Regions from separate parts of the Mus musculus genome. Here regions 1 and 3 are each linked to region 2. A link is a loop called in an ENCODE intact Hi-C map of the cell type or tissue named here. Cell type or tissue: left cerebral cortex. All regions are shown on one strand.

Region 1 (8,000 bases), 890 kb before region 2:
TTCTTTGGTTGCTGTTACTCACTCAAGATTCTAGCCAAGAGTGATTGGTGGCTGTGGGATCCCTGGTAGAGAGTGTCTCTCTCTCTCTCTGTGCATCAGCTGGTGTCACAGAAGAATGGAGATGGGTTAGAAGGAAAGACTGAAAGGGCAACAGGGGGACCTGGGGTCTACATTAGGAAGCACAGTCCACAGGGGTTTAGTCAGAAAATGTTGCAGAATAGAAGTGTATCCAGGCAATTGGATACACCACACAATAGCAAGAGCAGTGAAGTTCAACCAGTGACCTAGCATTTTAAAAATAGAAGGCAACTATGTACTCCAAGTTCCAGTGAGAAAAACTTTCAGAGTGGTGCCCACACCTCTGATCCCCGCACTCAGGAGGCGGAAGCAGGTGAGTTCGAGGTCAGCCTGGTCTTAAGAACAAGTTCCAGGCTAGGCGAGGTGGCACACACGCCTTTAATCCCAGCACTCGGGAGGCAGAGGCAGGAGGATTTCTGAGTTTGAGGCCAGTCTGGTCTACAAAGTGAGTTCCAGGACAACTAGGGCTACATAGAGAAACCCTGTCTTGGAAAACAAAAGAATGAAGAAAGAAAGAAAGAAAGAAAGAAAGAAAGAAAGAAAGAGAGAGAGAGAGAGAGAGAGAGAGAGAGAGAGAGAGAGAGAGAGAGAGAGAGAAAGGCTATCATAGGAATACTAGCAAAAGGACAAAAAAAAAAAAGATTAAGAAGATACTGGTATCAAAGTACAAACAATTACCAGGTAAAAATACATTTGTTTGCTTTTAAAAAGAATACAACACAGAAGTAAGGATGATTTTCCTGTCCACTCATGGGTTTTAGTCTTTGTGCTGCTAATACGGGTTGTGCTGACATCCAGTAGAATTTCTCACCACATCTGAGAATATCTCATTCTGGCTTCACGGGCAGATCTCTCCCAGGAACATCTTGTCACTGTACAGTTTCAAAGTGGTGAAATATCTCCATGCCTTACTGGGGCTGAAAGATGTGCTCGTTGTCCAGTGCATTCTGACAGCCAAAACTAGCATGGCACTGAACACAGTCCATTGCCAGGGCTCTATCATGAGAAGCAGAAGGGAGGAGAGAGGTGGGAGGGCAGCAGGGCTGGAGGCAGGAGGGTGTCTCGGTGAATTAGTTAAACTGCTTGGCTCCTGGAGGATCACTCAAGCAAGCTGTACTTGCCCAAGAGCTCTCTGGATTCTCAAATGAAAGACACACATACGACAGCTAGCCAGATAATTTTGATATGCCTTGAGTAGCTCAACGCCTGGACACTTCTAAACCTCCCCGCAGCTAGCACACACTTCCCTTCAGTAATCCTGGCTTAACACCTTCTAAATCTCTCGTTTATTTTTGCTGCCCTATTGCCTTCTAGGCAGCACTGCATTCCCGTCCACCTATATTACTGGATGGTTTCTCTCCTGCAGCTCTTAAATCTGATCCCTCTGCCTCTGAGTCACAGTGATTCTCCTCTTCCCCCCCCCCCCTCCATCCCTTGTCCAAGCAATCTAAAAGTCCTGCCCTGTCTCCCTGCCCAGCCATTGACAGTACAGCAATTCTTTATTATCAGTCGAAGACAGCTGGGGGCGGGGACCCTCTGAACTGAAAGCGTGGCTTTTGGGAGCCAAAAAAAGTGTATTAGAACCAATTCCCAACAGGAGGGCACTTCTCTCTGCTATCCCCAGGCTTGTCTCTGGAACTTTAAGCCTGAGGTACTCCTGTAGAACTAAGTTCTCTACTTCTGGGAACTTTTTCCCCCCTGTGGTGTGCGGAGTGGCTGGTTGAAACAGGGTTTCTCGGTGTAGTCCTGGATGTCCTGGAATTTGTTCTGTAGACTACTCTGGCCTTGAACTCACAAAGATCTGCCTGTCTCCACCTCCCAAGTGCTGGAATTAAAGGTGTGTACCATCATTGCCAACTTCTGAGATTTCATACTTCTGGATAATATCAGAGCTAAATCGTTTAATGGTATGAGAGAGAGTCCTTGTCCCACACTGCTGCATTTAGGCACAGGTGTGCTTTGTGTTTGGAGAGTATGGCAGAAGAAACAGGCCCCAGGCTTATTGATTTTAGAAATGACTGAATCCACTGGTTGCTCTTGCAGAGGACCTGGGTTCAGTTCCCAGTACCCATGACAGTTTGTAATTCCAGTTCTAGGGGATCCTCTGATCTCATTGGGAACGAAGCAAATATAAGACCACTTATACACATAAAAATAAAAATAAATAAATCTGAAAGGAAGGAGGACTAAAAGAAATGGTCCATCATCAGTCACTGACCCTTGGGCTCTGTAGCATCTCCATTCTGAACCTAGCAGCAACTGTGGTTAAGGACATGTCCTGCTCTTCATTAGGTCTCCGGCACCACAGGGTGCTTGCTTCACAAACATTTACACCTTGAGTTCCAGGGGCCCCAACACCTTCTCTGACCTCCAGAGACATCAGGCATGTACATGGTACACATACATACATGCAGGCAATCACTCATGCACACAACACAAAAAGGAGAAATTTCTCGACTAGGGAAAGATTGACTCAGCACCAGAAAGAACTAATTTTGTTTTTATTTATTTATTTGCACCAAAAAGCTCCAGAGAACCTTGCAGTGGTTTTTCACTCACGTGCAGAATGCCCCACTCCTCTGTCATTATAGCTATCCTTTCACCTGGCTATTCAGAAAGCCATTCATGACTGAGCTGTAATAAGCCACCAGACCTTAGTACAACTGACTGTATGATGAGAATACTATTCAGTCCATCAAATCCAGCCAGTAGACTGCACTATCTGCCAAAATGAAAACAAAGACCTAATCTGTCAAAGTCTCTAAGTGTACTAACCTTGCTTTTGGCTTCCGCAGTCCTGTTTTGTGGCTGTTTTTAATAACTGAAGTATGTCACCTCAGGATATGGTTTTTGTATTTAAAAGCTCACCCTAGGGCTGGTGAGATGGCTCAGTGGGTAAGAGCACACGACTGCTCTTCTGAAGGTCCAGAGTTCAAATCCCAGCAACCACATGGTGGCTCACAACCATCCGTAATGAGATCTGACTCCCTCTTCTGGAGTGTCTGAAGACAGCTACAGTGTACTTACATATAATAATAAATAAATCTAAAAAAAAAAAAAAAAACCAAAAGAACAAAACAAACAAAAAACTCACCCTAAGAAAGTCTCAGGCTGGAATCCTGAACATTCAATGTAGTCGCCAGCTAATAAAAACTTTCTATTGACTTAAGCCTGTGTCCCAGAAGTCTTCTCTGGTGGACACTCCACAACAGAACAATCCTCAGAGTGTAAATAACTCTTCCCAGTGTTATTCTCTCTGTGGTCAGTTAACTCTCAGGCTTCTACCCTCTAGAGTCTAAATACTGAGGATGGCCAATGAAAAAACTTGCCCCTGACATAGCTCAACCCTGGCAGCTCCTTAATTAGAACTTGGAAGTTTTAGAAAATACTTATGTCCAAATCTTTTTCATTTTAATGGTGAGGTGGACCCAGGTATCTGAAGTTCTTCAGGTGACTCAAACATGCTTTGAGATAGAGAGAAACTGGTATTCAGAATTCAACGCCACGCATAGTGGCTCGCGATTTAACCCTAGCACTCAGAGGCAGGCAGATCGCTGTGAGTTTGAGACCAGCCTGTTCTATATGGTGAGATCAGCCAGAACTGCAAACCAAAACTGAAAAACAAAGTCTAACTTTCTGTGGGCTTGGTTCAGCACTTGGGGAGCAGGGCAGGGGAATCTCTGTGAGTCTGAGGCCTGCCTGATCTGCAGAGCGAGTTCCAGACCAGCCAGGCTGCAGGATGAGCTCACAAAATTGAGCTGAAAGGTGTCAGCAGCCTGTCTGGTGGGAATGAATGCTCTAAAGAGACACACACGCTCCTTTCTTTCATTGCCAAGCTTTTGAAACACGGACCTCTAAGAACTAAGAATTTCCCCAGGCATCTTTTGCTGGAAGAAAACGTAGAAGCCCTGATGGAAACCAGAGGACGGAATTTGTCACCGAGAGAAAGATTTACAAGTTGTCTGATGACCTTGCAGGAGAGACCTGGACCTGAGACTGTGGTGGCTGGGGGACCACACCTTGGCCAGACTACATGGTAATGTATGCCCTGCCCTCTCCCTAAGCTTCACTTTCACGTTGGGACCATGAAGATGGATTGGGGGGGGGTGGGGGGGCATTAGGGGGGTGGTGTCACTGGTTCTCTTTGTCCCTCTTTCCAATAGGGCCATATGTAACAAATCTCCTCTTTTTGCTTTTCGGCACTCATTTGGCTCTTTAATTGTCTCATAGACGGTGAATGGCCGAACCTGGCCTGTTGTGGCACCGGCTGTGATTATAAGCGAGGTAACAAACGTGTTCTGATCTAACTGAATCTACTTGTCTCTTAGGTTTAGACCCACTTTTTCTTTTGTCTGTTTGGGCTTTTATTTTTTGAGACAGTCTCACTACATAGTTCAGACTGGCCTTGAACTCATGATCCTGACAGCCTCCATCTCCCTAGTGCTGGGATTTCAGGTGGGAGCCACCAAGCCTGGCGAGGTTCTTTTTTTTTTTTAAATAAACTCTCCCATAACTTTGGTTTATGAGGTTTAAAAGCTTGTAGTTAGGGCTGGAGCTGTAGATAACTCACTTCGCATGCACAAATCCCTGAGTTCAACTCCCAGCACCACAAAAGCAACCTACCAACCAAAACCACAAAGAGACCAAAAGCAAACCTAGCACTTTGGTGTATAAAAGTTAAAAACATCATATATTACAAGGAGAGAGAATCCTTCCACACAAAAGCCAGATGATGTTCCTTGAATTAAAACTATCAAGTGTCACTATTGTAGAAGGCCACAAGGTGGGGTTGTGACTCCATGGAAAAGAGCTCTACCTTCTGTACTTGGTTTTTCCTCTTCTCACCCCTGGCCATCTTCGATACCAAGTGTGTGGTATATTTGTTTGTGTATATGTAAGTGTGTTTGTAGGTAAGCAGGCATGTGTGCATGTGTGTGTGTAGAATCCCCATGTTAATGTTAAGTGCTTTTGTCAATTGCTTTCCATCTAATATATTGACAAAGGACCTCCCACTTGGGCCTGGAGCTCACCAATGTGAATATGTAGGTAGCTAGTTTGCTCTAGAGATTCCTGGCCTCTGGCCTTCTGGAATTATAGGTGGACCCTCAAGCCCACCCAGCAAGCGGTGGATCTGGATTCTGGTCCTCATGCTTTTGCTCAGGCTGAGCCATCTCTCTGACATCCACTGTTTTCATTTGTTTGTTTTGTGTGAGGCAGGGTCTCACTGTGTGGTCCTCGCTGTCCTGGAAGTCAATGTGTAAACAAGGATGTCCTCGAACCCACAGAGATCTGTCTGCCTTTGCTTCCTGAGTGGGATATTGCTACGATAGGCTTGAGCATGCTTTTGTTTGGAGGAATGTGGATTTTGGAAAGCAGTGTAATGCTTTAAGTGGAGCTTAATGGGCCATACTGTTAGAAGCATGGAGGGCAGCGGTGCTGAGGGTGATTTTAACTGTGGGAGCCTGGCTCAAGAGGTTTCAGAGGTAAAAAATTTTAGTATGTGGCCTAGAGGCTGTTCTTGTGATAATTTGGTGAAAATGGAGTTGCTTTTTGCCCTTGTCTGGAGAGTCTGCCTGAGGCAAAAGAGATCTAGATTAATTGTATTGACAAAGGAAATCTCAAAACACCATACCATAGACTCTGTCCTGTAGTTCGCTCTTATAAAGAGCCTTTTGATCAGATGTAGCAAACTAAGAAAGGAAAGGTACAAAATGTGTGGTTCAAAGATTAAAGGGGCACCAGGACGTAGAATGAAGCTAAATCCTGTGTTCAAAGATATTAAATGTTATTAAGGGAGTGCAAGGTCCCACCCAGCTAGACTTACTGTTTAAACTTACAGTTGAACGAAGGATAGTTATATCATGTTAGGAGTTATTATGACCTGGTTGGTTATTGCTTTCATTTGGACATAAGGAGATATAATTGTGTGTCAAATTCACAAGGGATAGATTGTGATGGCTATTCTCAGTTGTCAACTTGACTATATCTGGAATGGAGGGCACACCTGGGATCCAGATCTTGAGGCTAGAAGACACAGACTTTGATCTGGATCTTGAGGCATAGTAGCCATGCTTATAAAGATCTTGTAAAAAGGAATTAAAGAAAAGCTTACGTCCAGGTGTGGTGGTGCATGCCTTTAATCCTAGCACTCAGAAGACAGAGGAGGGCAGATCTCTTGAGTTCAAGGTCAGTCCACAGAGCAAGTTTAAGGACAGTCAAGCTTAGGCAATGAAAGAAACCATGGAAAACAGAAAGCTGGTGAAGATGTAATTGAACCAAGGGGCCAAGTTCCAGTCCCAGCAAGCAGCAGAACTTGACAGCTTCTGTCATGTGGCTTTGGCTTTAGAGTCAAGAATAGAAGGAGTTACTGGGACAACTGATGCTGGCTAGCTGAAACTTAAAAATTAGCAGTGATTAAATAGAGACCAGAATCATTGAGGTGAAATCTTCTGAAAAGTGTTTTCTGAGAGCACAAAGAAGCTGTGTTCCAGAGATAGCCAAGGTTGTACTTTGTGCTGGTAGCTGGACTTGATAATGTGTAAGAATCACCTAGTTGTGGGGCTGGAGAGATGGCTCAGCAGTTAAGGGCACTGACTGTTCTGCCAGTGGTCCTGAGTTCAATTCCCAGCAACCACATAGTGGCTCACAACCATCTGTAATGGGAACTGATGCATTTTTCTAATCTGTGTCTGAAGACCACTACTATGAACTCATACAAATATAAGATAAATAAATCTTTGTTGTGTCCGGCCAGCGGTTCACATGTCTGGGTTCTGTTCTGGGAAGGCATTTTGGAATCTGGAAGAGAAGAGGGAGCTAGGCACCTCGAGAGAAATATGAAACCAAGACAGTCATTCTGATCAAGGTTCAATTTTAATGTCAGCAAACACGCTTTATAAAGAAGAGGGGAGGCCCATCTAGCCATGCAAAGTTTCTTTGAAGTAGATAGGTCAGCCTTTTAGTGGGAACTCAGAAGATTTCGGTGCTAACTCAGGAAAATCTTGGAAGAGAACCGGTTCAGCCTCAGGCAGGTTGGGCCTCAGGCAGGTAGTGGCACATCAAAGGAGCAGCACAGCAGGTGGCTCTGTTTAAGCAGCTGATGGTCACAGCCAGCCTTACTAGACTGGAAGGAGGTAACACTCTTTAAAAAAAGATCTCTCATTTTGAAGGCATAAGGGGATCATGGACTGGCTGAGGCTTGGCACTGTGAATGGCCAGAAAGGCCATTGTTGAAGGTACAGTCTCAGGGGCAGGTCAAGGACCAAAGAGGTCATGCAAAGAAGTTGAGGCTTGGCACCATGAAGAGAGCCTTTGAGAGGCTATTGATGAAAGTGCAGCCTAGTTAAAGCATAAGACCCCAAAGTATTGGAGATGCCAGTACTATGAGATGACCATCAAGAACAGCAGCAGCAGTGTAGTGCAGTCATCCAGAGCCTAGAGTGCTACAGAGGACAGAGCTGGAGACATGACTCAAGCATTTTGGAGGAGCCCAGAAGATCATGTGTAGATCCCGGACACTGGAACAAGAAACTAAGGAGTTGAAGTTGCCTTGGAGACCCCAGCATGATAGAGATGCCAGAGCCGTGGAATACCTGCTGAGGAAAGCTGCTAATAGGGAATGGGACCAACCCAAGAGAAAGAATTGTGTTGCAGTCAACAAAGCTGAAAGGACCTGGATACCAGACATAGAGATACAGAGTTTGGAGTTTGCCAAGCTGGGTTTTGGTCTTGCTTTGGTCTAATATTTCCTCACTATGACATTTTGGAATGGTACTGTATAACCTGTGATGTTGGAAGTATGTGATCTTCATTTTGATTTTGATTTTATAGGGGATTACATTTAGGAGATTGCATGAATCTCAGAAAAGACTTTGAACTTTGGATTTTTAAACATTGTTGAGACTGTGATAGACTGTGGGGAG
Region 2 (8,000 bases):
CCCAGTTTGGTGGTAGAATGGAAGGACAGACCTAATATAAAGGTTTGAGAGATTTTAGTGAACAGAAAGGCTGTACCTAGTCTTCAAATATGTCCAAAGCAAAAGTAGGGAAAGCCTTCTAAACCTTCAGAGCTTCATCTGGCATTGACTTCAGAAAAAAGAGCCTCTGTCCTACATCATCATACTGACTTTTCTCTAGTTCCTCCTTGTTGTTCTACGTAGTTCTTTGATCCTGGGATTCTCTTTAAAATAGAAGAAGAACAAGAAGAGAGGGGAAAGTTAAAACAGGTGTTTGCAACTCTAAACAATCATAAGTTATAATGCATAGTAAATGCATTGCAGTGCTGGGATTGTTGCTTACAATAGAGCTCTTGACTGCCATGCACAAGGCCATGGGTTGGATTCTCAACATGGCCAAAGCAGATCCATAAATGTATAAACAAATGTTTTGCAAAGATCTATACCCATTATCTAAGCTTTTTAAAATTGGAGTGGTTTTGTTGTTTTGAAAGTTATTCTCTCACCGTATCATGTTCATTTCTGTTGATTGTTGCTCTCTCCATAGTTGTAGCACCCATTTTACCTGAAGGAAAAGATTTGGAAAATGAGGTCTATTAACATTCATCATGGCATTATTTAATTGTATAACTGTAAGACTAATAATTGCTTTGATAGGAGGTGTCAAATTGTTGTTTTAGAAAATTAGGGAAAAAATTAAATTTGTAGTGGTAGACCTTTTTTTTTCTATTGACAGCCCTTTGTTCTATAGCAGAAAAACTCATTTCAGAATTACATATAAATAAAATTTTTTAAGCCGGGCAGTGGTGGCGCACGCCTTTAATCCCAGCACTTGGGAGGTAGAGGCAGGCAGACTTCTGAGTTCGAGGCCAGCCTGGTCTACAGAGTGAGTTCCAGGACAGCCAGGGCTACACAGAGAAACCCTGTCTCGGAAAACCAAAAAAAAAAAAAAAAAAAAAACCAAACCTCCCCCCCCCCAAAAAAAAATTAAACATTTTGAGAGCCTGCAGAAATGAATTTCGAACATTTGAAAGAAGCTAGATGATAAACCAACTCCATATAGGTACACTATGCAAGCATATATTCGACAAAACAGCCGTGTAGTAAGAAATGCCAAGGTGTAAAGGTGGGGGCTCAGCAAGCGAGAGAAGAGGCAGGATGCGTAATATACGGGCTGTGAAACAGGAGGAGAGAAAGAAAATTGTAGGGTGTTTCATAGCAAGCATTTCTAGGTTAGGTCTAATCGAAAGGAATCCTGTTAAATTTGAATTTTAGCACACAGTAGTAATTTTTAGTTCATGTTCCATGTGAAATCTGAAAAGCAAACAATAATAATTATTCATTGCTTGGCTGAAATTAAAATCTGTCTTTAAAAAAGAAAATGGAGCCCCCACTTCTGGCATCCTGCTCCTTCCTCTCCTAAACACTTGGTGTGAACAGGTGGAGTCATTGTCACCCATTAACACTGTCTTAATGAGGATGCAGTTTACTTTTTAAATTTTTTACTGAATTCATGTTTAGGGAAAAAGAACTAACTTTATTCTTTCTGTCTGAACTTCTGTAAGATTTTGTGGAAAAACAAATAAAAATATGACAAATTAGTTTCATCATCTGTTAATACCACAAACACTACTTTAATGTTTAAAGGCTTCAGGTTGCCTCAAAGTTTATAGACTTTTTAAAGAGCAGTACTTTGGTGAAAGATCCAGATTTGAGCTAGTTGTGGTTTCTGCCTCTGCCTCCCAAAATTTTAGCCATCAGGAAGAGAAATTAAAGAAGGAAAGGTGAGAGGTGAGAGGAATAACTTGCTTTCAGGACAGAGGATTAGTGAGAAAATAGGTTCCCAGGAATATTCATTTTCCACTTCCCTGGGCTTCAGTAGCACAATATCCAGCCTTCGGGTTCTTCTAAGGAGAACTTTCTGTATCTTCTCAGAGAGCTCAAAGAAATGCTAAGAGCCTGGGATATGGGGGAGGGGTGGTCAAAATCAAGTATCATATCACAATTACATTATTACTGAAGATTATTGCCGAAGACAAATCATCTGAATTTAGAGATTGCTTAGTGCTCTCTGTGATAGGTGATTAATGAAGGTCACAAGCTGCAGTCTTAAGTAGGCTGACATAAGCAAGGAGAGCTGACGCAAACCCTGAGCCAAATTCTAAGTAAACGCTCTCAAATATGCTATATCTCTGTGAGGTGGGGGAAGCAAAGGCTTATCCCGGAGTGTGAACAGCAGAAACGATTTCTTGTACATCAGATGCCTGAAGCAAAGACTGATACTGGTAATGGTGAGTCCCAGGCCTCAGGGAATTCCCCAAATAGTGATTGCTTGAACTGTAACAACATCTCTATTATTTGCCAACAAAATAGAAGGCACCATTACCTTAGCCAGACAGCACAACAGGAGACAAGGGATTTTGGGCCAAGAGCATGGAGGAAAACTTCCTTCTATCTGGAAATACCTGAAATGGAAGGACCTGTATTTGCCTGATTTGGGAAAGAGGTGTGCCCAGGATCTCTTGCCACTTTCCTCTAAGCCAAGCTTAAGCAATGCAATTCTTTTGAAACTAGAGGAACCAGAACACCGTCCAAAAGGGCTATTGAGTGCTCAGCCTTCAAATAGTGCTTGTGTAATAGCCCAGCCCTTTCCCTTTGCTGCCCTAATTGCCTAACTTATTTGTAGTAGAGAGAAAACGTGTTAGATAAGAATTATGGAGGAAGTAGGCAGTTGCTTTCATTTTTTGTTTCTTTGTTCAGAATGGGGTGAACTAGTTAAGCAAGGAGAATAATAATGGTTAAGAGCTGTACAGCAGAACACCATGTTTAATGTTTAATCAAGGCTGCCAGTAATACATCTTGATGCCATATAGCATGACACAAAACATCAATAGGCTGTTTTCTTCATTTTTCATTTGGTTTATAAATGTGTGGCACATTTTGTCCTAGGGGTAACAGAAAGCCGAGTCTCCTACAGCATTTCACGTTTCCTGAGTTACCATTCCTTATGGACTTGGCTTAGATGTGGTTGGTGCCACCTACCGGGCTAAGTACATAATTACAGGCCTCCCAACCCATTTGTAAATATCTAAAAACAGCTTGAATTTGATCTTGGTGCTCAAATTCAGGTTGACGCGATATAGTTAAGTTTGGGTTCCCATCATAATTTTTAGGAATGGAAGAGACATAAGAAATCCAACTTTAATACCACCATTGTGTCATTCAGTCCAGAACCGGAGCTTTAACTGTGGTTTTCTGAGTTTGCTTCTTGTTCTGTATTGCAGACCTTACAGAGCCGTTATAAGGGTTGCACGAAGTGAGAGGCTGTTAAAGTGCCCTGCTACCTGTGGTAGCTATAAATATTAGGTACAGAAAAAATAAAATCAAATAACTTGCCTATGTTGTGTAGGGGCTACAACACATATATCTGACTCTAGAGCCATGGCTTTTCTCATTGAATTAAAACTTCTCAAGGTTTGATATTGAAATAATTTTAGGTTTTTTTATTAGATATTTTCTTCACTTACATTTCAAATGCTATCCCGAAAGTTCCCTATACCTTCCCCCCACCCTGCTCCCCTACCCACCCACTCCCACTTCTTGGCCCTGGCGTTCCCCTGTACTGGAGCATATAAAGTTTGCAATGCCGAGGGACCTCTCTTCCCAGTGATGGCCAACTAGGCCATCTTCTGCTACATATGCAACTAGAGACACGAGCTCTGGGGCTACTGATTAGTTCATATTGTTGTTCCACCTATAGGATTGCAGACCCCTTCAGCTCCTTGGGTGCTTTCTCTAGCTTGTAATAATTTTAAGTGACACCTATAGTGAATTTAAGAGATGTTATAACATGGCTTTAAAACCTGTAAATCACAGTGGAAAATTATTTTGAGTTGAACGCTCGACCCAGGATGCCCTCGCACTACTCTGCCTTCTGCCCTGCATGCTGGGACTATAGCGAGTGCTCCAGCACCCAGCTCAGTCATCACCTTTTCCAATGCTTTGTACTTGATAGAGCCAAGGAGAAAGTTTAAAGAGAATCCTCCTGTTAGTTATACTTTCCGAGAGTGGTAAAACATGCCTCAGGCTTGACCATCTTTCTAGAGTTAATTTTTCTATCTCATTATTATTAAATTTACTTGTGAAAACTGTGGCTGAGCATGGTAGGTAGCTTGTGATGCTGATACCCAGGAGGCTGAAGTAGAAGGATCACTGGAAGTTTGAGGTCAGGATGAGCTACATAGTCAGCTCCAGGCCAGCTTAGGCTATAGAACGAGATCCTTTTATGTTTTGTTTTTAATTGCTTTTGTTTTCAATAAATGTGTGAATGTAAATAAAGATAGCCTGAGTAGCAAAAATGAATTACTAATAAACAGCAGCCTAAAGAGGTTGGGAAATATTACTGCTACACTAGTCCCCCCGCTGTTGACAACACTGTAATTTAACAATTCTCCCATTGTTTTAGCTTCTTTTCTGTTCTGAGAAAACCATTCCAACCAAAAGCAACTTAGGGAAGAAAGGGTTTATTTGGCTTACATGTCCCAGTGACTGTTCATCATGAAGGGACATCAGAGCAGGAGTTCAAGGCAGGAACTTGGAGCTGGAAATTAAAGCCAAAACCATGGAAGAAAATTGCTTACTGGCTTGCTCAGCCCACTCTCTCTTATAACCCAAGACTACCGGCCCAGGGGTAGCACTGTCCACAGAAGACGGCCCTCCAAAACCAACCATTAATCAAGAAAATACCCCTAAAAGATGTGTCTATGGGCCAATCTGAGGGAAACATTTTCCTCAGTTGAGACTTCCTTCTCCCAGATAACCCTATATATCAAATTGTCAAAAAAACTACCAGCACACCCATGGTAAGAACTAGCATGTGTTTTGTAAATAATAATAATAACAATAAAACTAGAGCTTATCAATAAGTCAACATAACAAAATCTGTGACTGTTGGGTTTCAGATCCATTTGGACTCAAATAAACGAAAAGATTTTGAGTATGTGTAAGCATAGATGCAGCCAGTAAAACACAGGATCTGTGGATCGCGCCAGCCGGTCACTGTGGTAACGTGTAGTAGCTGAGCACTATAGAAACCTATCACTTTGTTTGCTAGGAGTGAAAAAAAGGGGAGGAAAACATGGACCTGTGGGCTGCCGCAGTTCAGCCTGATTCAGTGCTCTTTGTGTGTAGGGGAGTCTCCTGAGGCATGCAAATGGAGCTCAATCACTAATGAGGGGCTGGCTTTAATTTAAAGTCTGGAATTTAAAGAACTGTTTCCTTACTCTATGGCTCCCTTGAGATGAACTTTGGCTAATTTTCAGTGACATAAAACAGCTTTCTGTTTTTCTCATACTATGTCTTTGTCTTTTAACTTTTGTATATGAATGACTTATTGTCTCCAGGCTCTTCCTTTCCAACTTCCTGCTGTCCAATTCTTTTCAAAATATAGGTGGAAAGAAAATATGTGTGGAATTCTGCCTGAGTATATGTTGATGATCCAGTTTTCCCTCAATTTTCCTAATTTTATCTATTAACGAAGATTGAATGCTGTATGCCTGGACCAAGTTATTCTAAGTCTCTCCATCTTATTGAATATTTTTTATAATAATGACTTGTTTGCATATTGTGTCAAGGAACAGATAAGAAAGTCTAGGGAATTTAGATATTCTGGAAATATTGAAGATATTGACTATGGTAATTCCATAGTGAAGTTCTGTCCCGTTCTGAAGGCCTGGGGGTGGGGAGAACTCACTCCTAGACCTCAGTAACATGAGCATTTATATTTGTCCTAACTAAATGGTTTGTGGTCACTGTGAACACTGACAATCCAGAGTTTCTGGTGAATTCTAGAAATACATTTATAGCCTACCTCCACTAAATAGCCCTTCTGTCATACATTATCATACTCTTGACCAACTTATTTTCCATTTTCTTTGGCTTGCTCATCTGTTTATTTGGTCATATGTGTTGTGTGCAATGTTTATAAGACATTCAAGCTCTTTATGGACTAAGATCAAGAAGTGATCACATACAGAGTTACTGATACTGGCAGGACATTGCCATTCTTGGATTAGGATTTCTACAGCATGTCCCTTTTTAAAATATAGACTTCAGATTAATAGATTCTTGAACGTTTAAGAATCCTTTCCCTGCCCATCATAACCTTTCCGTTACTTTTTATGACTATGATTTTTCTATGATATCATAAAGTCTTTAGGGGAAATCAATGGCATTCCCAGAAAACGATCTGAATTAGTGAGCTCAGAGCCCTTTCCAACTGTCTGTCTCCTATGCCTTCAGCTCAGAAGCAGCAGACTCTTCCAATGTGCTGTATAAGATCAACCCTAGTTCTCAGGGCAGGGGTAAAGATGGAAAAGAAACTAAGTTTTCTGAGTGTCAAATATTATTGTCTACATAGCCCAAGGATATAGTATTACTTTATCTTTACAAAGGAGAACGTAATTTCTTCCACAGAGATTCTTTACCTCAGTGCAATAGCTCTTGAATACCACTATTAGTAATAATAATAGTGAAAATTTTCATTTAGACCACATTGAACTTAGATTGTGTGCCAGACACTGTGACTCTCACTGCTAAGCAATGGGACCTTAAGTGTTAACAAACAAAAGAAAACCTCAAACTATGTACCTATGGTACTCTACCCACCTTGAGGCCTCAGAAGATTCAAAGCTCCTTGCTTTGTCTCAAAATTGTGTTGTAGGTACAGTGATGATTTAAAGTCATTGGTCTTCTGGTAGTTCCTCAAGGCTTCAATTTTCAGCTCAATCACTTTGTCAAGAAAGCCATTCTGAAAGAGAACATTTTCCAACACCTATAACATTGACTTTTCTAAATGTACTATTATCTGTGTTTCTTTATATAGATGTTAAAATAAGGCCCTTGGGTTTTGTCTTTTAGAGTTAGGAAGATGGTATTTGTTGTTTTCCCATAATTTCAAGTAGTACAAAATCAAAAACACGGGGGAAAGTAGTTATTCAAAACTAGACAAAATGTTGAATATTGAAGATTCAAAAATATTCAAAGTAAATCCAGAAATAGGTAACTTCATCTCTCTCACACAATTCAGTTCTTTTAACAAACAATGAGGATGAGAAGATTGGCCTTAACAATATGAAGTGAAAAGACTTTTCATGGTATGAAAAAATATATCCCATGACCAGCTTTGGAAAACCTTAGTACCTGAAGGATGTTGGGTTGTTCCTCATATTTGACCCATTTTATTTTCATCTGTTGCTTTTCCTGGTGGAAGAAAGACCTTCTGGGTGACAAAGTAAATTGAGATAAAAATCAGTTTTTTTCAATAGCCTAAAACAACCTTATATAAAATTATAGTGAAGGTTCACTGTTAGGTTGGTTTTTATTTCAGTCTTCTTAATTGACCTTCCCATGTAATGTATTCTCTAGAAGCTGAGAGATGAATGAACACTTCATTTTCTGTGAATGATTTGTTTTGGGAAGATGAGATGGAAATGTAATATCTCTAAATAAATTTCCAAGATAAATCAACAAGTGCTCAGTGGGTATGGAATTGTCATTGTTGGTGTGGATTTTTCTCATTTTAGGATAACTAACATGATTTTGCAGAAGCCTGTAATGCCAGTCTAATATGAATGCAATATCCCAAGGATACATACATTATTTAGGGGCATCCTACATCTGAAGCAGATAATGATTAATGTATCAGTTCCAGAAGCCACAACTGCTCAGAGTGATTGTTTACCTTCCTGATGTCGTCCACTTTGTCCACATCTGATGTCTCTGGCTCACTCTTGGCCTTCCAAAGTGATAAGGGGGATTTCTGAGCCTGATAGGAAAGATAAGAAATAAAGGAATAGATAGGTCCAGCTGAAAAACACAGTGTTTTGGCAGACCAGAAATCAAATATACTCCAAAAGTCCAGATCCCCTAATTAGCCTTGATTATAGATGGTCCATTTCCAACAGTCTGGCATGAACTTGTCT
Region 3 (8,000 bases), 630 kb before region 2:
TATTGAGTCTGAGGTTTTTCAAATAGCATCTAGTATTTTTAGGTTTGCCCCTTGTTGTATTAAGCATTGGCACTTCATTCTTATTTATTGACTGTTTTTCAAGATGTAATAAAGTTACAGAAATCAAAACAGTATGGAATCAGTCTAAGTGCTAAATAGAATCCAGAAATAAAAGTGCCAACACAGTAAGTGACTCAGCAGTAAATGAGACTTTGACATGTGTGCTATGGCACACGTATACCCCAACCATCATACAAACTGTATGTACTGTGCCAACAAAAAAGTCAGACTTTTCAACAAAGATTGTTGGAACAATTTGGTAACCATATTATTTCAAAAACAAAACTTCCTTTCACATCACACTAAGACTATGAATAATTTAACCAAAATACACAAGCACAATACAATAAAATACAATATTTAAGAAAGCACAGGATAATGACTTTATAATTTTTTAGACATGTATAAAGTTCATTAGCCATAAGCAAGTGAAAAAGTTAACTTCATTAAAATTAAACATTTCTCTGGCAGGGTTTTATGGCACATGGGTATATGCCCAGCACTTGGGAGTCAGGGAAAGGCAGGAGGATTGACAGTTTTCTATCATCCTGAGCTACATAGCAAGATCCTGCCTTACATCCAAACTAAAGCAAACCAAACAAAAACTTATTTCTCACTACCAAAGGATGCAGTTAAAAAAAAAAAAAGACCGCTGGGAGTGGTTATGTATGACTTCAAGCCCAACACTGAGATGTAAGGAGGTGGATCTCTATGAGTTCAAGGCCACTCTGGTCTACACAGCAAGCTTCAGGCTATATATCTTAAAAACAAAGAAAAAAAAAACCAAAACAAAAAGCAAACTGAGATCTGGAGAAAGTAACTGCAATATACACATGTATCAAGGGGCTACCAAACAGCTCAGTGGGTAGAAGTGCTTGCTCTGCAAGCCTTCTGATCTAATTCAATTCCTGGGACCCACGTAAAGATGGAAGGAGAACCAATGCTTAAAAGTTGACCTCCGACCTTGACATTCACATCATGGCACACATGCACCTACCTACACAAATGTACACATACATACACACAATGAAAAAATATATAAGCATCTAACTTTAAAATAACAGGGCTTGAGGCCTGCACAGAGGAATATGCTCAAATGCTCACATGAAAAGATTTTCATTATTTTCAGGAAAATGCAGATGAAACCCATATGTATAACATGGTCTCCATCAACACATCCAGTAAATATCTAAAATAATTTAAACACTCCGCCCCACCCCCATTTCTGTTCCAGATCATGTGGGAAAACAAAGAGAAGAGAAAACAAGGTTTGTGTGGAAAAGAAGCACTCAATTCTGGAACTCTGCAAATGTGATCAGCTAACGAGAAAAGTTTGCTGAGACCTTTGGAGTAGGGAGGAGGCAGTCCTGTCAGGTGTGTATGGAGATTAAAGGGGTTTTAAGGCGTTCAGGAGGGACTCATAGATCTGAGGTTAGCAGTAAGAGGTGTTTGGGGAAGACGGGAGCAGCTCTGTAATAGGGAAAGCTGCCATGGTTCAGCCAGCTGTAGCTGTGGCAGTTTGGGGACAAGTGACAGAAAGAATCATCAGCTTGACAGCTGATGCTGTAAGAGCTTTGAAGCTCCAGCAGCTGAGGTGAGGGTGGAGTCTTGCTTGATAAAAGTGACGACCCAGCACTGTGACAAGTTTACCTTTGGGTTCTTGCCTTCCTTGGCTAACAACGCCCGAAGTCTCTCTTGTGAAGGTGGTGCAATGAAGATGATATATGGTTTCAAATCTGAATTCCGGAGGGTCTTCAAGGACTGTAACAAGGATATTTAGGTTGTTGAAATTATTGCTATCATTGAACTACTTCTCAATAACATAGATTGCTAAGGTGTCTATAAATATTTCCAAGCATTTCATCATAAATAATTCATAGTATCTTCATTCACTGTAAATGTATTTAAATATAAATTCACATATATTACATTAGCCTAGTGTTCTAGTGCTGAAATACAGGTAAAAGACTCTGAAGGATTACAACTGTGTGATAATAAATCACATGCATTATAAAATCACAGTACAAGTCATTTTTGAGGAATTAGAATCCAGGCAGTTGCCTTTCTAGGTGAAGATAATAAAAAGCAAAACCAGAGAGAAAAACTTCCCATATAGAAGCCAAACATATCCACGAGAACACAGACTGTATGCATTAAGAGCTATGGACTCACACTGTCCTGTCTCTGCATTACTAATGTGCATTCTCAAACTGAAGTGCTCCAACAACCCATTATATACATGCCCTTTCCTAAATGAAGAAACATTAACATGCTAAACTACTTGAAGCCTTGTGGTAATATTTGTTAATCTAAAGAAAGAATTCTGAAAGAAATAAAAGTTTCCTTACATTAAATGTTAATGGTTGAAATAGCACAAACCTCTGCCTCTGCTCTCTAGAAACCCCAAGCCAAACAAAGCAAACAAACAAACAAAAAGAAGAATTGCTATTTTAGCAAGCCATTTTAGAGTCCATTTCTGTCTGTGTACATTGACTCAATGCATCCTTGATTTTGTGGTTTGAATTGCCATCAGCAACAGACCCAGCACATTCATCAAAGTTCTATGTTAAAGATGAATTGTTTATAAAAAGCAAAAGGTTTCCACAGCAAATGTCATTTTTCAAACCTCAAATCTCATCAAGCATCTTTTAAAATAGGACTCTATTGGTTAGTAATTTTGTCTGGCTTACTCCGTCAAAGAGGTGAATCCAAGTTCTATTACTCAGACAACACTGAGCCTTCACTGTGACACTTGTGAGCCCTTCAAACAATGGCCTTTCAAACCGAAGAACACCTTTCAAATTCTCTAATTTTTCTCAGATCAGAAACAGTATTTTCTGAAGCCTTTTTAAGTACGGTCAGTACAGGAGTTAACTGTATTTTAAGTCCCTAAAATATATTCATGTTGAAAGTGAGAGATTCAGCTACACATTTGAGTTTAAAAGTGAGTAGAAAATCACACGAGGACTTAAGTAATCTGTGTCATGCTTAAGGCAAACAGTTTTCACTGGATTACTTTACGAAATATGCCCTCCAAGTTGAACACCCTACAACACAATTCTAGGTGTACCTGTGTGCGAAGACTTAAGAGACATATCTTGCCAGAGTTGATTACTTGTCGTACAGAGTCTATGCTGGTTCCATACAGATTTTTCTCAAATTCACCATGTTCAATGAACTTGCCAGCTGCTATGTCTGCTTCAAATGCTTGCCGAGAAACAAAGTGGTAATCTCTCCCAGCTACTTCATGGTCTCGCCTATTCCGAGTTGTATCTAAGCAGACAAATTCAGATAAAATAATAAACACAGTGGGTGGGAGGGATGATCAGTGGTTAAGATCATGTACTGGTCTTTCTAGAAGATCTGAGTTCAGGTCCTACCACTCACAGCAGGGAGCCTACACCTGCCTGTAACTCCAGCTCCAGGGTATGTGGAACGATCTTCACAGGCAAGTGCACTAAAATGCTCCCCAACACACATATTAATAAAAATAAAATAAATCCTTAGTAATAAATATAATAATAATAATAATAATAATAAACATAGATCAGTGTGGAGAAGAGGGATAATCAACCCAGTAAGATTTTTTATTTTATAACACAAATTATGAAATAATGAATTGAGGAAATGTTAAGGGCCTGTGTGTTTACTACTGTTCTTATGAAATCATGAAAAAAATGTCTATGGTGGTTTTTTTTTTTAAGATTTATTTATTTTTATTTATATGAGTACACTGTACACTGTCTTCAGACACACCAGAAGAAGGCATCGGATCCCATTACAGATGGTTGTGAGCCACCATGTGGTTGCTGGGAATTGAACTCAGGACCTCTGGAAGGGCAGTCAGTGCTCTTAACTGCTGAGCCATCTCGCCAGCCCATCTATAGTGTTTTAATAGTTAACTGTAGTTACCTTGATCCAGTTTGTTTATACGGTAAAACCCTGCCAAGTCATCGTTCCTTAAAAGTTATTTCTGTTAGAGTAGGTAAACTTAACATGTAATCTTAAAGCTCTTTCCAGAAATTAGTTCTAAATTTCTATCTTCAATATCAGTTTTAAAAAAATCAGGAATTGTTTTTCCTTTGTAATAGGGAAAGGAGCCAAAATATAATTTACTTAGAAAATCCCTTAGTGCCATATACTTAGGAAAAATGTAAATTCCTCAAGAACTGCCTTTAATAAAAATTTGCCAACAAGTTTGGCTAAACAAATTTCCTTTTGTCGACACTGAATAAAATGAACATTTTCCTGTGTAGTTAAGATTCTGAGAAAAGCACAGGAAAATGGGAGTGTATCCAAACTTACGAGGAACGGCAGATGCAAAGCGGTCTTTTTCCTTATTCATTAGTCTCTGGCGCAGTTCATTCTGGCCACAGTTCTGTGGACCGATCAAGATGATAGGTCTTTTCCTATTTGCTGGCTGGTGATAAAGTGACATTTCCTCATACGTTAAGATCTCTTCATTGTCATAATCTTTGGAAAAAGAAAGAGTTAAGACTTTCAGATACAATTAATGTCATGTCATGAAGATGTACTTTTACATAAAATAGTGAAGTTTTGCTGGTATTGTGTATTTTTGAGGTAGGAGCTTGCTCTGTAGCCAGGCCAGCCTCTAACTTGTAGTGATCCTCCTGTCTCAGCTCCCAAGTACTGGGATTACAGGTATTTAAGCCATTATGCCTAATTTAAAAATAATTAGTTTGCAGAGAATACTGTAACACAGGAGACTGCCAGAGACTTCATTTTCATAAAGACCCCAGCTAAAAGAGTTATTTTTAGGATCAGATATAATGGAAAGCAAGTATGGATGTGCACACAGTGGTTACAAGTAGTATACGTGAGCATGCTAGAGCGCTTGGCTGGATTTCCGTAACTTAAAAATAAGTCACACTTGTGATATCCACCCTTTAATCCAAGGAGTAGAGTAACAAAAGTAACTAAAGCCCAAGATACAGATGAAGCCAAAGCCATCCAATCTGAGCAAGCGCAAGCAATTGGTAGTCTGGCATGTCCTAGGAAGAGGCACCAGTCAGTTCCATGACGGAGGGTAACCTTTTAGTCTTGCTAGTGCCCAGCCTAGAGTAGGAGCTCAGGCTGTATTTGTTTACATTTTAACTCAACTGTTCGATTACCTATAACAATTTAAGCAGATACTTGAATATCTATTTTGAATCTATTAGTCTGCAACTTCAAGAAAATTACTGTGAGGTGAGAGCACACATTGCCATGGGGCACAGCTGGTACTTTAAGCAACATAGACAATTGCTTCCTTTCTCAAAGTCACGTTCTTTCTTCTGAGCGTTTTCAAACATGCACGGTCACACTGGTAGCATTCTGATTTCCTCACTTACTCATCCCATTCAGCTCTGGCAAGTATTCTACAGTATAGGAGCTTTCAGAGTTGGCTTCATCAATTTGAGTTTGTTTCAAGAAATGAAGCAAGAGGTGCTAGGTTGTGGCTCAGTAGTGCAACACTTGCCTCTCATGCATGAAGCCCTGGATTCATTTCTCAGCACACAGAGAGATTGGGAGTGGAGACAGAAAGAAAACAAGGAAAACAGGGCTCATCTCCAGACTTAGTTCTGCATTGTACTAGCAAATAACGATATTAATCACAGCTTTAGCTAGTAAGATTAAAAACTAACTGATCTTGTACCCAAGGAGCTAAAGGGATCTTCAACCCTATAGGTGGAACAACATTATGAACTAACCAGTACCCCTGAGCTCTTGACTCTAGCTGCATATGTATCAAAAGATGGCCTAGTCGGCCATCACTGGAAAGAGAGGCCCATTGGACACGCAGACTTTGTGTGCCCCGGTACAGGGGAACGCCAGGGCCAAAGGGGGGGAGTGGGTGGGTAGGGGAGTGGGGGTGGGTGGGTAAGGGGGACTTTTGGTATAGCATTGGAAATGTAAATGAGCTAAATACCTAATAAAAAAAAAAAAAAAAGAAAAAAAAAAAAAAACAAAAAAAAAACTAACTGATCTTCTTAGTTACATAACATGCCAGGCATAAAGAATGCTTGCCTTAGAAAGCAATTATTAAAGCTGATTCAATTTAGATTCAATAGTGTATAGAATATCTAGTATACATATGGAGCTACATAGAAAAACCCCATCTTAAAAAACAAACAAAAAGAATATCTAGTAATAAAATTTTCTTTATTAGTTTAATTTATGCTGCATATAAATGCAGAGAGAATATCTTGTCTATTTTATGAATGCATCACCTGTTACTTAAAAAGCCTGTGGCTTAGGCAGGAAGGTCAGGACATCCAGGAGGCAGAGAGAATTCTGGGAAAGTGCCAGGTATAGGAGATTCACTCAGGAAGATGTGACAAGACAGATATGTGCTACCTAAGCACAGGTAACTAGCCATGTGGCAGAATGGAGATTAGAATAAATGGGTTATTTTAAATCATGACCTAGTCAAAGAAGAGCCTAGTTATATGGCCAAGATATTGGTAAATATATTTTGAGTCTGAGTTTTATTTCTGGGAGCATGAGGAAGAACCAGGACTAATTTTTACACATAAATGCTTCACATTCCTAAGAAATATGCCTTGCAGACTTTTAAACAGTAGTACTTCTGACTTTAACCTGACCTTTCTAATGTGTACCAAAGCAGAGCTAAGAAATTCAAATGCAATGAAGATCAATCAAGAAGGTAATGCACCCAGAAAATATGACTGAATTTAAAAAGCGGTAAGTGGTGCTGATACCCAACTAGATTGTAAGTGAATCAATCAGGGCAACAGCTGTCAGCCAGGTGCAGCACACTGCTGTCCCAAGAACATAAGCCCAGAGATGTTAAGACTTTAAAACTTTTTAATCTTAGCAATCTGTCAATATAAAATAAATATTCCTGTGTGCCTGTCTCAGCCAGTAAATAATATGTTTTGTAGAATGACCTGCTTCTCTGACTTAAGATACTATATTTACAAATTATTCATTTTACCTCAAACACATTTGTGTGTGTGTAAAAATTGTTAGCTGAAATACCCAACAGCAGGGAGACAGAACCTGAAGGAACCTCCAGTAGTTGGATGGGGCCACCTACCCATTAAAAATTTAACCCAGAATTGTCCCTGTCTAAAGGAAATGCAGGAACAAAAATGGAGCAGAGGCTGAAGAAAAGGCCATCCAGAGACGGCCCAATGTACAATCCATTCCATTTGCAGACACCAAATCCTGACACTACTGCTGATACCAAGATGTGCTTGCAGACAGGAGCCTGGTATGGCTGTCCTCTAAGCGGCTCTGCCAGCAACTAAGACTGATGCAGATACAGCCACCCAATGGACTGAGCCCAGGGACCCCAATGAAAGAGTATAGGGGAAGGGCTGAAGGAGCTGAAGGGGATGGCAACCACATAAGAAGAACAACAGTATCAACTACCCAGGCCCCTCAGAGCTCCCAGGGACTAAACTACCCACCAAAGAGGATACATGGACTGGTCCATGGCTCCTGCTACATATGTAGCAGAGGACTGCCTCATCAGGCATCAGTGGGCGGGGAGGCACTTGGCTTGATGCCCCAGAGAAGGGGATGAGGCTGGAATGGGAGCGCCCTCTTAGAGGCAAAGGGGAGGGAGGTGAAGTGGGGTAAGGTTGTGGAAGGGAGACTGGGAAGAGGGATAACATTTGAAATGTAAACAAATAAAATGATTAATAAAAAAAAATTGTTAGAGGCAAGTAATAATTTTGCAAACAACTTGAATAGAAAAAAACTTTACAGGAAACAATATTACAAATGTCATAAATACAACTGCTATTTGTGAGATTAGAACTTACCATCATTTTTATTGGCATTATATAAAACCTTTTTCCTCTTCTTTTTATTCTTCTTTGCACACCACAGTTTTCCTATTGATCAATCAAAAATAGTTATAAACACTATATCTATTACTAAAACAATGGTATTTCAAATTGATTAAAGAT

What was found. Hi-C counts contacts between places; a loop is a spot of excess contacts. Peaks named below come from ENCODE experiments on the same cell type or tissue, not always from the same donor. Only the 100,000 strongest peaks of a DNase experiment are listed, where the experiment ranks them.
Region 1: it touches region 2 in a loop (3-fold over the local background); 7 of 42 quality-filtered maps call a loop at or near these places.
Region 3: a loop joins it to region 2, with 2.8 times the contacts of the local background. A loop is called at or near these places in 8 of 42 quality-filtered maps.

Annotation. Positions count from the first base shown.
Region 1 is chr12:79,094,451-79,102,450 of GRCm38, reverse strand. 9230116L04Rik (RIKEN cDNA 9230116L04 gene) reads left to right here. Exons shown (of 3, transcript NR_110486.1): 2 at 3,956-4,114. Among named protein-coding and RNA genes, the nearest start is that of 9230116L04Rik, 5.5 kb to the left of the region's middle. In left cerebral cortex, a CTCF peak has its summit at 4,860 (motif pointing right); a DNase peak (open chromatin) is centred at 4,877.
Region 2 is chr12:78,201,065-78,209,064 of GRCm38, reverse strand. It overlaps Gm6657 (predicted gene 6657), which reads right to left. Exons shown (of 9, transcript NM_001374218.1): 5 at 7,760-7,843; 6 at 7,219-7,278; 7 at 6,685-6,826; 8 at 525-583; 9 at 38-242. The coding sequence ends at 180. Among named protein-coding and RNA genes, the nearest start is that of Gm6657, 8.0 kb to the right of the region's middle. In left cerebral cortex, a CTCF peak has its summit at 3,064 (motif pointing left); DNase peaks (open chromatin) are centred at 2,650 and 3,051; H3K4me3 peaks cover 274 bases; H3K27ac peaks cover 275 bases.
Region 3 is chr12:78,826,186-78,834,185 of GRCm38, reverse strand. Mpp5 (membrane protein, palmitoylated 5 (MAGUK p55 subfamily member 5)) reads right to left here. Exons shown (of 15, transcript NM_019579.3): 11 at 7,854-7,925; 12 at 4,366-4,533; 13 at 3,131-3,333; 14 at 1,711-1,821. Among named protein-coding and RNA genes, the nearest start is that of Atp6v1d, 31 kb to the left of the region's middle. In left cerebral cortex, no CTCF peak of the experiment used is centred here; a DNase peak (open chromatin) is centred at 4,374.